2 separate regions of the Homo sapiens genome follow, and region 2 is linked to region 1. Evidence: read pairs that join two places in POLR2A ChIA-PET (ENCODE). Cell type or tissue: OCI-LY7. All regions are shown on one strand.

Region 1 (8,000 bases):
TGGGGTCTTCCTATGTTGCCCAGGATGGTCTTGAACTCCTGGGGTCAAGCAGTCCTCCCACCTCTGCCTCCCAAAGTGCTGGGATCACAGACGTAAGCCGCTGTGCTTGGCGATGTGTACTTTTTAAATGAAATTTAAAGAATATAGGAAAAAGAATATTATTAATAAAAGACATACCCATGTACCCACTACCTAGCAAAATAAAGAGAACATTATCAATGCCAATAACTTTAAGGCCTCGATGCACTCCTCCCAATTCATATTCCCTCTCTCCCCATAAGAAAGTATAGGCTGGGCGTGAGCTAAGCTGTGAGGACACAAAGGCATAAGAATGATACAATAGACTTTGGGGACTCAGGGGGAAAGGATGGGTGGGGGTAGGGATAAAAGACTACACATTGGGTACAGTGTGCACTGCTCAGATGATGGGTGCACCAAGGTCTCAGAAACACCACTAAAGAACTTATTCATGTAACCAAACACCACCTGTTTCCCAAAAAATATTAAAGTAAAAATAAAATTAAATTTAAAGAAGAAAGAAAATATAGGTCGGTTGTGGTGGCTCATGTCTGTAATCCCAGTAATTCGGGAGGCCGAGGCAGGTAGATCACTTGAGGCCAGGAGTTCGAGACCAGCCTGACCAGCGTAGCAAAACCCCGTCTCTACTAAAAACACAAAAAATTAGCTGGACATGGTGGCAGGTGCCTGTAATCCCAGCTATTCAGGAGGCAGAGGCACGAGAATCGCTTGAGCCCAGGAGGCAAAGGTTGCAGTGAACCAAGATTGCACCAATGCACTCCAGCCTGGGTGACAGAGTGAGACTCTGTCTCAAAAAAAAAATTATTTACAATTTTGGTTTTAGCGGTTTTATTCTGTTTTTACCATTATTTTATTTCTTATGTATGAATTATTAAACAATAAGACTAGTTTCCTTACTTTCTTGTAACTCAGTAATACATTTAAAATTTTCTTAGTTATAATGTATTCAGTATCCAGGTGTTTTGCAATAAAAGGGCTTCTCAGAATCTCTCTTCGGCTATATAAATAGAAGCAAAGCTGTCCAGGCCAGATTTTTTTTTTAAACAGCTTTATTGAGATATCATTCACATTCTAGACAATTTATTTCATTTCAAAGTGTAGAATTCAATTGTTTTTGGTATATTCATGGAGTTGTGCAACCATTGCCACAATCTAATTTCAAAACATATTTGACACCCCCCCCAAAAAAATCCTATTCCAATTACCAGTCACCCCATTCTTTCCCAACCCCTAAGCCCTAGGCAAACACTAACTTACTTTGTGCCTCTAGAGATTTGCTAGTGCCAGTCATAATCCCTGAAGACACAATTCCAAATGCCATAATCCTGAACGTTGCAAGCCTGAAACATTAAAATCCCTAGAGTCTAAAATATCTAACATCTAAAATTCCAAAAATCGTAATCCTGAAAGATCAAAATCCTGAAATTGGAAATCTTAGAAAGCTGAATTCTAGGGAAGGAATTAATGCGTTTTGGGTTGTATTTAGGACAGTTGAGTCATGTTAGTTGCATCATGTTATGCAGAACTATTACCTTCTCATTGTCTTTATTTGCATTTGGTGGAAAATTCAGGTGAGTGGATTGGCCACATTATAATGCAGTGATGAAAACTTCAGTTTAAAAATGCATCATTGGCTGGGCACAGCGGTTCATGCCTGTAATCCCAACACTTTGGGAGGCCAAGGCGGGAGGATTGCTTGAGCCCAGGAGTTCGAGTCCTGGGCAACATGGCGAGACCTCAACTCTACAAAAAATAAAGGAAATTAGCCAGGTGTGGTGGCATATGCCTGTAGTCCTACACTCAGGAGGCTGAGGTGGGAGGATCACTTGAGACTGGGAAGTTGAGGTTGCACTGAACTGTGATCACATCACTGCACTCCAGCCTGTGTGACAGAGTGAGACCCTGTCTCAAAAAAAATGAAAAATAAAAATAAAAATGCATCCTTTGTCTGCATTGGCAGCCCTTCCAGCTGATGAAATTCTAGGAATTTTTAATGAATTAAAGCCAAATTTGCTTGAAGAAGCCAGCAAAGTTACTGGCTGGTTCAAAAATAATCATGTGCACAGTAGGATAAAAGAATGCACAACGATGTTGGAGTTCAATCAACAACATGGTTTCTGTGAAATTTGTGGTCTCCATAAAAGTGCTTGTGGAGTGGATTACTGTATACCCAAAATTACACAGAAGTATGGCACAAAAGATGTGAACATTATACAGGAATGTTCATGTTGGTGTATCTTAACTCAGAAGAATTTCAAAAAGAGCAGTGCCACGTAGAAAAGCAATGTGAATGTATTCTTTGTAAATGTATTCATACCCTAAAAGGGGAAAAAGAAAGCAGGTATTCATGGACATGAGAGGCTTCAAATATAGTTAATGATTGTGAAAGTTGGTCAGCTCTATGGACAACCTCTGTGCAATTGCCCATAATCGATATACTTTTTCACATGCCGAATTTTCTTCTTAATTTTTTTAGTTTTTTTTTTCTTTTTTTAGTATTTTCTCCACTATTTTATTTAATTAATTAATTTATTTATTGAGATGGAGTCTCACTCTGTCTCCCAGGCTGGAGTGCTGTGGTCCAAACTTGGTTCATGGCAACCTCCGCCTTCCAGATTCAAGTGATTCTCCTGCTTCAGCCTCCCAAGTAGCTGGGATTATAGGTGCCCGCCACCATGTCCGGCTAATTTTTGTGTTTTTAGTAGAGACAGGGTTTCTCCAGGTTGGCCAGGCTGGTCTCAAACTCCTGACCTCAGGTTATCCGCCCACCTCGGCCTCCCAAAGTGCTGGGATTACAGGCATGAGCCACGGAGTCCCAGCCCTTCCCCACAATTTTAAATTGTCAACATTATTTTTTTGCAATTTGCTATGCTATGGATTTCATCTTTGCATTATTTCAATACTGGAGGTATAAATTGTGTAAAGACTTTTAGAGTTCTAATTCATTTTATGTATTTTGTTTTTTACAAATTTGACTTCACAAAAGTACATTATCACATTGACTCTGTGTGTAAGCGTCACGTGTGTATGCAAAAATGTTGAATCTTCCTCAATAGATGAAGAGATGTCCTTTCTGTGCACATGCATTTGTGAAAGAGAAAACTTCTCGAGATCTTGGCTCTTTGGGTGGCTGCATATGTGGTGCTGACCCATCGTGGTTTTTGATCAGTCTCATCAAAAGACTTAGTTTGCCGGTCACAGTATTTCAGATGACTGAGGTTATAAAGCTGGGTGCATGCAATTACCAACCATAGTGATGTATTTATTCATTTTGCTTTCTGACCTATTTCTTTAATAATACATTTCATCCACTTGTAACTGTACTCTTGCAACTGTAGTTAGTATACCTAGATGTTTATGCTTAAAAATATGTATATTATTATTGTCTTTTATTGTGTATTCTGTTGTGTTTCTATGTTTCTCAAATGAATCTCCTTTAAAAATGTAAATAAATGTCCTTGTATTTTCTAAAAATTATTTTTTCCAGAATTCTTTTTTTTTTTTTTTTTTGACATGGAGTCTCACTCATGTTGCCCAGGCTGGAGTGCAGTGGCACAGTCTCGTCTCACTGCAACCTCTGCCTCCCAGGTTCAAGCAATTCTCCTGCCTCAGCCTCCTGAGTAGCTGGAATTACAGGCATCCACCACCACGCTTGGCTAATTTTTGTATTTTTAGTAAAGACACGGTTTCACCATGTTGGCCAGGCTGGTTTTGAACTCCTGACCTCAAGTGATCTGCCTGCCTTGACCTGCCAACGTGCTAGGATTACAGGTGTGAGCCACTGCGCCCAGCCTATTTTTTCCAGAATTCTAATTTTGAGATATTGATCTTTTGGGATTGTGGTTTTTGGGACTTTAGACTTTAGGGATTTTGATCATTCCAGGTCACAGCACTCAGGATTGTGCCTTTTGGGATTATGGCCCAAACCTGAGATTTGCCCATCCTGAACATTTCATATAAATGGAATCATTCAACCTGTCATCTTTTTTTTACTGGCTTCTTTCACTTTGCATGTTTTCAAGGTTCCTCCATGTTGTAGCATCGATCAGTACTTCATTTATGGCTGGATAATCTTCTATTGCACGGATATACCACATTTTGTTTATCCTTTTCTAAGTTGATGGACATTTTTGTTGTTTCCCCTTTTTGCCTGTTACGAATAATTCTGCTATGAACATTCATATGCAAATTTTTGTGTGGATGTATGTTTTCATTTCTTTTGAGTATATAGGAGTAGAATTGGTGTTCATATGGTAACTCCATGTTTAATTTTTTTAGTAACTGCCAGACTGTTTTCCAAAGTGGCTAAACTTATATTCCCACTAATGAAGAATAAGGGCTCCAATTTCTCCAAACCCTCACAAAAACTGCTTGTCTGGGCCGGGCGTGGTGACTCATGCCTGTAATCCCCAGCACTTTGGGAGGCCGAGGCAGGCAGATCACGAGGTCAGAAGTTCGAGACCAGCCTGACCAACGTGGCAAAATCTCGTCTCTACTAAATATACAAAAATTAGTTGGGTGTGGTGGTGGGCACCTGTAATCCCAGCTACTCAGGAGGCTGAGGCAGGAGAATCACTTGAACCTAGGAGGCGGAGGTTGCAGTGAGCCGAGATCACGCCACCGCATTCCAGCCTGGGTGACAGAGCAAGATTCTGTCTCAAAAAAATAAAAAATGAAAATAAAACAAATAAATAAAACTAGTTGCCCGTCTTTTTAAGTATAGTAACTTAAAATAGTTTAGCCATTCTAGTGGGTGTGAAGTGATGTTTCATGGTGGTTTTGGTATGCATTTCCCTGATGACAAATGATGTTGAGTATCTTTTCACAGGCTTATTGGCTGCTTATATGTCTTTGGGGAAATATCTATTCAGATCTTTTTCCCACTGAAGAAACTGGGTTATCTTTTCATTGTGGAGTTGTAAGAGTTCTTTATATATTCTTGATACAAGTCCCTCATTAGATATATGATTTACAAATAATTTCTCCCATTCTTTGGATTGTCTTTTCACTTTCTTGATTATATTGTTTGCAACACAAATGTTTTAAAATTCATTAAGTCTAATTGATCTACTTTATCTTCCCTCACTTGTGCTATTGGCACTGTGTCTGGGAAACCATTGCTGAATCCAAGATTGTAAAGATTTATGCCTGTGTTTTTCAGACAGGGTCTCACTGTGTCACCCAGGCTAGAGGGCAGTGGTGCAATCATGGCTCACTGCAGCCTCAACCTCCTGTCCTCAAGCAATCTCCTCCTACCTCAGCTCCCCCAAGTAGCTGGGACTACAGGCACATGCACCACGCCCAGCTAATTTTTTTATTTTTGGTAGAGATGGGGTCCCACTATGCTGCCCAGGCTGGTCTTGAAGTCCTGGGCTCAAGCAATCCTCACACCTCTGCCTCTAAAAGTGTTGGAATCACAGGCATGAGCCACTGTTCCTGGCCAGTTTTCAGCTCTTAAGTTGTCAAAAGAACTTGGCACTGTTAAACTGGTGATCATTTTTTAAAAGATATTTAATATAAACCAATGTTTAGAAATTATACTTTTTAATGTTTATAAATTGATGAAATATGCTTATAGTCACGGTTTCTCAGTGTGAGGAATTTGCTTCCTTTTCATATGTATGGACTTTAGCTTCTAAGGAAAGTAGTATCACAAAGGCCCTTTGATGTTCATAGAACGTTGTTAAGTGTGGAGAAAAAAGTAGATGTCAAGGTAGCATGTACTATATGATTCCGTACTGAGTCAAAGAAAAAATATTCTTATATGCATTTATATAGACTGGGAAAATGCATCATTAATTTTTTGTGTTGAATACATTACTTTTGAAATGAGAAAAGAAGATACTTGTGAAATGTGTAAGGAAACTCACAAACGTGAAAACGTTATGGGTAATATTAGCAGAGAAACCAAATCAGAAAACAACATTGTAATTATCAAAGGACTGCAGTTCTGAAGGTTTGAGTGGAACAATTTATATTCATTTCTGCCATGAAATTGACCATTTTCCAAAGGCTGTGAATGCAGACACCCTCTCTATATGCATGGAAATCTTCCTTATGCTATTTTCATAATAAATATTGACATATTTATTTCTCACATTCAAAAATGGCATGAAATAATCATCAGAGTCCCTTTTTGTAACTTCCATAAACAACTCCTACAATCTGTAATTTTCCCAGGCATCCCACCCCTCAAAAATAAATGTTCAAGTTTGCATAACAAGAATCAACTTCTCAAACTGTGAAAATGTATTCTTTTTTCAAATCTTTTTAAAATATGCGTTATTTTTAGATGTTTTATATTATCTTTGTACAGTATTTCCAAAGGAGAATGTTAAGGCATGACATTTTCAAGGTAGATTTTTGTTTGTTTAATTTTCTCCCAGTAGTGTGAGCTTTCACATGAATATCTGATGGGCTAACTCCAGCATACCAAAACACTAACAATTGTAACAAGCATACCACTGAGTCTTCTACTTTTGGAGCCATACACATAATTCACAGATAGATGTCTGACACTTAGGAAATGGTTTTTCATGCCAAACATTTCTTTCTTTTTTTTTTTTTGAGACGGAGTCTTGCTTTGTCGTCCAGGCTGCAGTGCAACAGCGTGATCTTGGTTCACTGCAACCTCTGCCTGCCAGGTTCAAGTGATTCTCTTGCCTCAGCCTCCTGAGTGGCTAGGATTACAGGCATGTGCCACCATGCCCAGCGAATTTTTGTATTTTTATTATAGATGGGGTTTCACCATGTTGGCCAGGCTGGTCTCGAACTCCTGACCTCAAGTGATCCTCCTGCCTCGGCCCCCCAAAGTGCTGAGATTATAGGCATGAGCCATTGCGTCTGGCCCAAACATTTCTTTCAACCTACTTTCTTTGCAGCCCAATGTGAAAGGCAAGCTACTTTCCAAATTCATTACCTTTCACAGACCCCTCATTCTACCCAATATGTTTGTAAATTAAGCCAATCATGAAGTCCAGAAGGGGGTTGGGAAAAATGTCCAACAATGATAGACTGGATTAAGAAAATGTGGCACATATACACCATGGAATACTATGCAGCCATAAAAAATGATGAGTTCATGTCCTTTGTAGGGACATGGATGAAATTGGAAATCATCATTCTCAGTAAACTATCGCAAGGACAAAAAAACCAAACACCGCATATTCTCACTCATAGATGGGAATTGAACAATGAGAACACATGGATACAGGAAGGGGAACATCACACTCTGGGGACTGTTGTGGGGTGGGGGGAAGGGGGAGGGATAGCATTAGGAGATATACCTAATGCTAAATGACGAGTTAATGGGTGCAGCACACCAGCATGGCACATGTATACATATGTAACTAACCTGCACATTGTGCACATGTACCCTAAAACTTAAAGTATAATAATAATAATAATAAAAAAAGAAGGGGGTTGGGAAAGTATAGTACAGATCAAGTAAGTGATAGGAATACAACTCAAAAAAGCCCAGTGAAAAATGAAATGAAGGCCAGGCATGGTGCCTCATGCCTGTAATCCCAACATTTTGGGAGGCCAAGGTGAGTGCACTGCTCGAGTCCAGAAGCTCGAGACCAGCCTAGGCAACATAGTTAGATCCCGTCACTAAAAAAAATTAAAAAAAAAAAAAAATAGTCGGGTGTGTTGGTGTGCACCTGTAGTCCCAGCTACTTGGGAGGCTGAGGTGGGTGGGAGGCTCGCTTGAGCCCAGGAAGTGGAGGCTGCAGTGAGCCGAGATCATGCTACTGTACTCTAGCCTGGGCAACAGAGTGAGTGAGACTCCGTTTCAAATAAATAAATAAATAAATGAAGAATCATGATGACTAGAGGCTGGAGGAAGGGGAAAATGGAGAGTTAGTGTTTAATGAATGGGCACAGAGTTTCAGTTTTACAAGAGGAAAAAGTTCTAGAGATTGATAGTGATGTTGCATGACAATGTGAATGTATGTAATACT
Region 2 (8,000 bases), 1.9 Mb before region 1:
ACCAACATGGTGAAACCCCGTCTCTACTAAAAATACCAAAATTAGCTGGGTGTGGTGGTGCACGCCTGTAGTCCCAGCTACTCAGGAGGCTGAGGAAGTAGAGCTGCTTGAACCCAGGAGGCGGAGGTTGCAGTGAGCCAAGATCACACCATTGCACTCCAGCCTGGGCGACAGAGGGAGACTCTGTCTCAAAAAAAAAAAAAGAAAGAAAGAAAACACAAAACTCAACTTGATATATAAATGAATGCAAGATAACTCTAACATATTTTTAGACTTACTGAGAAAAAAAATTCTCGTTTAAAATTAGTCTGATTCAGTGGTACTTTAAATACAGTCATGCGCTGTATGAGTTTCAGTCAATGATCAACTGCACAAAAGACAGTGGTCCCACAACATTATAATGGAACTGAAAAATTCCTATTGCCTAGTATTTACTATACTATACTTTTATTGATTATTTTAGAGTGTATTCCTTCTGCTTGTTAAAAAAAAAAAAAAAAGTTGACTGTAAAACAGGTTCAGGCAGGTCCTTCAGGAGGTATTCCAGAAGGCACTGTTGTCACAGGAGATGACAGCTCCATGTGTGTTACTGCCCCTGAAGACCTTCGAGTAGGACAAGAGGAGCTGGAAGACAGTGATACTGCTGATCCTGAATAGGCCTAATATGTGTGTGTATGTCTTAGTTTTTCACAAAAAAGTTTTTTTAAAAAAGATTGTAAGAGAAAAAAGCTTATAGGATATAAAGAAAATATATTTTTGCACAGCTGTATGATGTGTGTTTTAAGCTAAATGTTAATACAAAAAAATCAAAAGTTTAAAAATATAAGTTTATAAAATAAAAAAGTTACAGTAAGCCAAGGCTTATTATTGAAGAAACATTTTAAAAAATTTTTTGGTGTAGCCTAAGTGTACAATGCTTATAAAGTCTATCGTAGTGTACAGTAATGTCCTAGCCCTTCAAATCCACTCACCACTCACTCACCCAGGGCAACTTCCAGTCCTGCAAGCTTCCTTCATGGTTAAGTGCCCTATACAGGTATACCATTTTTTATCTTTTATACCAGATTTTTACTGTACCTTTCCTATTTTGATACACACATACTTACCACTGCATTACAACTGCCTACAGTATTAAGTACAGTAACATATTAAACAGGTTTGTAGCCTAGGATCAACAGACTATACAACATAGCCTAGGTGTGTAGCATGCTACACTATCTAGGTTTGTATAAATATACTCTATGATGTTCACACAATGATGAAATTGCCTATGGTGCATTTCTCAGAAAGTAACTCCATCGTTAAGTGATTCAAGACTGTATATTTTGCCGGTAAGAAAGAGCAGCAAAGAGTCCCTTCTCACCAGAACCACAAAATTCCTCAAATCCAGGACTGGCTGGGTGGGGAGGGGGAGGAAAAGAATATGCCATCCAGACCAGAGGCATTCCATCTTAAAGTGAACTATGTTACTAAACAGGGTCTCATGTTTGTAGGAAAGCCTCTAATTAAATTACAATAAAGAGACTTCTGATTAAAAAAAACCAAGAAAAGCGGCAGGCTCAGTGGCTCACGCCTGTAATCCCAACACTGTGGGAGGCTGAGACAGGAGGATCACTTGAGCCCAGGAGTTCAAAACCAGCCTGAGCAACATAGGGAGACCCTGTCTCTATGTAATATATATTATATATGTATATATATTTTATATTGTACATAATATATATTTTATATATATATAAAAAATTTTTTTAAATTAGTTGGGGATGGTAGTGCATGCCTGTGATCCCAGCTACTCGGGATGCTGAGGCTGCAGTGAGCCATGATCATGCCTGGGCAACACAGTGAGACCCTATCTTAAAAAAAAAAACACAGCCAAGCGCAGTGGCTCATGCCTGTAATCCCAGCACTTTGGGAGGCCAAGGCGGGCGAATCACAAGGTCAGGAGTTCGAGACCAGCCTGGCCAACATGGTGAAACCCCGTCTCTACTAAAAATACAAAAATTAGCCGGGTGTGGTGGCGGGCACCTGTAATCCCAGCTACTCGGAAGGCTGAGGCAGGAGAATCGCTTGAACCTGGGAGGCAGAGATTGCAGTGAGCCGAGATCGTGCCATTGCACTCCCAGCCTGGGCAACAAGAGCAAAACTCCGTCTCAAAAAAAGCCAACCAACCAACCAAACAAACAAAACACAACCCAAAACAAGTAAGCTAAGCACTTAGATCCTGTTCTTAAACATGTTTCCACTTCATGTGTCCAAATGATACAGTATAAAAATACATGCACTGCCAGTTATTATCTAGGAATAGACATGTTCTTCAGTATCCACAGTCTACAGAATCAGACCACCTGGGTTCAAATCATAGCTCTAGAAACTAATAAGTCCCTCTGTGCAGGTTCCCATAGCTATAAAATAGGAATGATACTAATATCCACACATCATAAAACTGCAATTAGAATTAAGTAAATTAATGCACGTAACATGCTTAGAACAGTGCCTGGTACACGATGCCAATGAAAGATGTCTATTTTTACATAATAAAAACTATATGACCAACCTCACTTCAGGAACAGCTGCCACACTGCATGCTAGTGAATAGTTCACAGACTAAATATGAATTTCATAATTAGAAACACTTTGTTTGCCTAACAATTCTTGATGCCAACTCTTTGAACACAGTCATTAAACAGTAATAATTATTTTTGATGAGACCCTGATTCTATTATCCATCACATACTATATTTCTAGATGATGCCATGCTTTCTGTCTCTCCTTCCAGCTTTCATATCTGCTGCCCCATGTGCCAAAAACTCACTCACACTCCCTCCTTCTCTTGGCCCAGCAAACTCTTACTCTTCAAGTTTAAAAACACTTCCTCGGCTGGGCGCGGTGGCTCCTGCCTGTAATCCCAGCACTCTGGGAGGCTGAGGCGGGCGGATCACGAGGTCAGGAGTTTGAGACCAGCCTGACCAACATGGTGAAACCCTGTCTCTACTAAAAATACCAAAATTAGCCGGGTGTGGTGGCGTGCACCTGTAATCCCAGCTACTCAGGAGGCTGAGGCAGGAGAATTGCTTGAACCCGGGAGGCAGAGGTTGCAGTGAGCCAAGTCACGTCACTGCATTCCAGCCTGGGCCACAGAAATTTGTTTCATGACTGTGTTTTCCATTACACAGGGATGCCTTTCTTGTTCACCTGGCTTACTGGTAAATGCATATTATGCATTCAATGAATGTCCAATTAATTGAACTGAAAAAAAATCTCATGAATGGATAATAAAGAGACACGCAAATCACAAGGTTACAGAAAACTGAAATTTGGCCTTGGGATCGGCCTATGTTACTAAAACCACTTTGTCCCTGCCTCATAGTAAGATGGTAATCTAGTTGTCTTTAAGAGTCACAAAAAAAAAAAAACAAAACAAAACAGCTACTTACTAACATTTTCCCGAGTATAAGCTATAATCTTAAGAAAGTTACAGAGCAATAAAAAAATCACCAATGGTTTCATGATATAAATTTGTTAGTTCTTTCTAGTGTTTCCTTAACTACAATGCCTTCAATCCCTAGAACTGTAAAGACTTTCAAAATATAAATTCATTTGCCCAAAATTAACCAAACTGACAGAGACATAATGTGAAGGTATTGAAAACTAAAAAAAAAATTGAAAATCTAAAGACAACATAGCCAGTTGTTTTAATGCAAAATATGTCAACCTTAGATTCTGAAACCAGTATCTAAAATTACTTTAAATTACAGTAGAATCCTAATTATTCAGAAGCATCTCAGTTACTGGCCAATTCAAAACCAAAAATGTCTGTGCCTAAGTACTCAAGAAATTTTAGAATAGCTTCATTCAGGTTTTTTTTTTTTTTTGAGACGGAGTCTTGCTCTGTTGCCCAGGCTGGAGTGCAGTGGGGTGATCTCCGCTCACTGCAAGCTCTGCTGCTCCCGGGTTCACACCATTCTCCTGCCTCAGCCTCCCGACTAGCTGGGACTACAGGCACCCACCACCACGCCCAGCTAATTTTTTTGTATTTTTAGTAGAGACGGGGTTTCACCATGTTAGCCAGGATGGTCTCGATCTCCTGACCTTGTGATCCTCCTGCCTCGGCCTCCCAAAGTGCTGGGATTACAGGCGTGAGCCACCGCGCCTGGCCAGGATTTTTAAAAAATATAAAATGCCCCCAATGGTGTCATGTAGCCCTTGAAAGAATGAATAATAATGAAGTATTTCTGTTGATTCTGAGGGCTCTTAACCAATTATCCAGTTCTTCCAACCACACAGTCATGTTTCTGCCACAAAAGACCCTAGGGCCATCAATCACTTCACTTGGGAAGAAATTTTAAAAGCTGCTAAGATTTTAGCTGAAGTTAAAAGATTCCCTATTATTTAATTGCCTAATTGGTATATCCACATTCATTCCTTCATATATTACATTTGCAAAGAAAATTTCAACTCTAATGAAACAACAGTCCAACTCGTTTTTCGCATACACACATAAGAATTCTTTTCCTTGATATAATATTATTACATAAACTATGCCTCTCATATTTATTTTGTTTTTAGAAAGCAGCACTGTATAAGATACGAATTTGGCACCTAAATCAGAACTCTGATTACTATAATTGTAATGTCAAAAGCCCCTGCTGGATGCTGCTGTCCTCATTTCCTTGTTTCTAGTATTTATTTCTATAGCACATATGCATCCATAGTTCATTATAACAGAAAACATAATGTGTGTTCAGAATCCATACAACTTGAATCTGTAGCATATTTTCTTCTTAAATCCATTTACACAGGTAAACTATCCTATAAGGTATAGGGAAAAAAGAAGAAGAACCGAATTGTACATCAGGAATCTGGTCATCCAACTTCTTTGGCCTACAAATTCCTCACCAGAGAAAGAAAAGGATAGAACAGATGTTCTCTAATGTGTAAAACTCTGGTGGCTCACTCCCGTAGTCCCAGCACTTTAGGAGGCCGAGGTGGGTGGATCACGAGGTCAGGAGATTGAAACCATCCTGGCCAACATGGTGAAACCCGTCTCTACTAAAAATAAAAAAAAATTAGCTGGGTGTGGTGGCGCGTGCCTGTAATTCCAGCTACTCGGGAGGCTGAGGCAGGAGAATCGCTTGAACCTGGGAGGTGGAGATTGCAGTTAGCCGAGTTCGTGCCACTGCACTCCAGCCTGGCGACAGAGCGAGACTCCGTCTCAACAAAAAAAAACTCTGGTTTTAAGAGTGGTCATTAACACGTGTGGAAAAAATTCCAAACTTGAGCAAAGCAAATGCATAACATTTCCAGTCACAGTCATTTAGCACAGTGAATACTAAAGTACTTGATAATTTGACAAAACTTAATTTCACTTGTGCAGGAGTTGATCAATCTGGACTAAAGGAACTGCTTGACACAGAGGAGCTTAAAAAAGAATACTGAACTGACTGCTATTTTTAACTTACTTTCAGTTATGCTCACATTTCATAATCAAAACATTAGATAGTATATTAAAACAGTATCTTTAGAGCCTGAAAGTTTAATCACTATCAAAAGCAGTTCAAGGATTCTTAACATGGAGCACATGGAGACCTAGGGAATCCACAAATAAACTTGGCAAGAATCTGAATCCCCAGAAGTCATACGTTAAAAAAAATAGCTTTTTTTCCTAGGAAGAGGTCAGAAAATTCTTAAGTGAGACAACTGAAAGAACTAAAGAACCACTGTTCCTAGTCAAATTTTTTACAAGTTTTTTCTTAAATTCCAAAGGTGATTTTAATTACAACTTATAACAAATCTGTCTTCATCATAATGAGTTTGTATTTATTTATTTATTTATTTATTTATTTAAGAGACAGGGTCTTGCCTCTATTACCCAGGCTGGGGTGCAGTGGTGCCACTAATAGCTCACTGCAGCCCCGGCCTCCTGGATTCAAGGGATCTTCCTGCCTCAGTCTTCTGTTAGGATTACTGCATGAACCACCATACCTGGCTAAGTTTCCCTGCCCCCACCTGGAGGTACATATATTTCTGAAACATCATGGTAACTTTTCCATGCCTTTTTTTAATTGGAAGAAAACATTATCAGACAAGTATTTTCAGAGCTTAAAACAACAGATAGGACAGGCGCGGTGACTCACACCTGTAGTTCCAGCACTTTGGGAGGCCGAGGTGGGCAGATCACCAAAGGTCAGGAGTTCGAGACCAGCCTGACCAACATGGTGAAACCCTGCCTCTACTAAAAATACAAAAATCAGCTGGGCGTGGTGGCATACACCTGTAATCCCAGCTACTAGGGAGGCTGAGGCAGGAGAATTGCTTGAACCCAGGGGGCAGAGGTTGCAGTTAGCCGAGATCACGCCATTGCACTCCAGCCTGGGCAACAAAAGCAAAACTTCATCTCAAAATAAGAAAAAAAAAATGTTCAAGGCAGAGAGTAAAGCTACTCCAGTGGCTGAGGCAGGAGAACTGCTTGAACCTGGGAGGCAGAGGTTGTAGTAAGCCGAGATTGTGCCATTGCACTCCAGGCTGGGCAACAAAGCAAGACTCCCGTCTCAAATAAATAAAAGGTGAGTTTTCTAAATCACTTTTCTTACAAAAAAAAATACCTTATGCACTAGAATACCTATCAAATGAGTGGCTTTTAAACAGTAACAGGAAAAAATGTGTGTACTTCAAAAAATCCTATTAAAAAAGTAAACTCAAGTCTCAATGTAAAATCAGACTGTATCTGATTTTTAAGAATTTGAGGCTAAATCACACCAAATAGAAGAGTAAATTTTTCCACTGCACTTCAGCCTGGGTGACAGAGACCCTGTTTCAAAAAATTAATTAAATGTATTTTCTTAAGTAAATTTTTAAGCACCATAGACAAGGGACCAGTGGGGAAGGGAGACATAAAGTAAATTCTGCGAAAGACTGGTAAAATTCTAATTCCAGCAGGTTGACTCACTAGGTTTTAATCAAATAAGTCAACCCCTAGGGTAAGTTAACTACTTTTTCCCAAGACTGTATTTTATCATTTTCATTATTATCATTATTACTATTTTGAGACAGGGTTTCACTCTGTCGCCCAGGCTGGAGTGCAGTGGCGCGATCTAGGCTCACTGCAGCCTCAACTTCCTGGGCCAAACCAATCCTCCCACCTGTCTCCTGAGTAGCTGGGACTACAGATGTGTGCCACAACACCTGGCTAATTTTCATTTTATCTTTTTGTAGAGACAAGGTCTCATTATGTTGTACAGCCCAGTCTTGAAACCTTGGGCTCAGGGGATCCTCCCGCCTCAGCCTCCCAAAGTACTGAGATTATAGGCATGAGCCACAGTGCTCAGCCCTCATGATTAATTCTGAAAAGACCATTAAAGGAATGTCAGTCACTGTATCAACGTAACATGTAAAGCTGAAACAGATTTGGTTTTGACCAAGGCCATAACTATAGATCTCACTTATCGGTTCCCGAAAGTGATTCTCCTTTATGACAGGATTATGCAGAACCTCTCATTTGAGGGACATTTTAGGTACCTCCTAACCTTTATGACTTTAAGCTTTAACTGCTCACTTTTTTTTTTTTGGTGGAGATGGAGATCTCACTATGTTCCTCAGGCTGGTCTCAACTCCTGGCTTCAAGCAATCCTTGGGCCTCAGTCTCCCAAAGAGCTGTTATTACAGGTGTGAACCACCATGCCCAGCTTCAGTCACTTTTATTGGCTAAAAGAGCTTTGGTCCAGAAGATAAGGCAGAAAAACGAAACTAAAGATTCTAGCTTAAAACAGAACTACTAAGACTCAATATCACTCACACTTGTGCAAAATGCCATACATACAAAACTTCGTTACAGCATTTTTTATATAGCACAATTTAGGAAACATTCTGAAAGTTATGAATAAGCAATTAGTTACAATAAAGTCTAGGCCAGGCACGGTGGTTCATGCCTGTTAACCCTAGCACTTTGGGAGGCCGAGGTGGAAGAATCACTTGAGCCTAGGAGCTCGAGAACAGCCTAGGCAACA

The links. ChIA-PET counts read pairs that join two places held together with the same protein. Peaks named below come from ENCODE experiments on the same cell type or tissue, not always from the same donor. Only the 100,000 strongest peaks of a DNase experiment are listed, where the experiment ranks them.
Region 2: POLR2A ChIA-PET joins it to region 1 with 5 read pairs; 2 of 35 experiments call an interaction of 5 or more read pairs at or near these places.

What each region holds. Positions count from the first base shown.
Region 1 is chr12:95,366,952-95,374,951 of GRCh38, forward strand. All of the region lies in intron 7 of LOC105369917 (a long non-coding RNA gene), which reads right to left. Among named protein-coding and RNA genes, the nearest start is that of MIR3685, 61 kb to the left of the region's middle. In OCI-LY7, no CTCF peak of the experiment used is centred here; no DNase peak of the experiment used is centred here.
Region 2 is chr12:93,429,080-93,437,079 of GRCh38, forward strand. The region is part of intron 1 of UBE2N (ubiquitin conjugating enzyme E2 N); the gene reads right to left. Among named protein-coding and RNA genes, the nearest start is that of UBE2N, 8.9 kb to the right of the region's middle. In OCI-LY7, no CTCF peak of the experiment used is centred here; a DNase peak (open chromatin) is centred at 7,152; H3K4me3 peaks cover 2,741 bases; H3K27ac peaks cover 3,637 bases.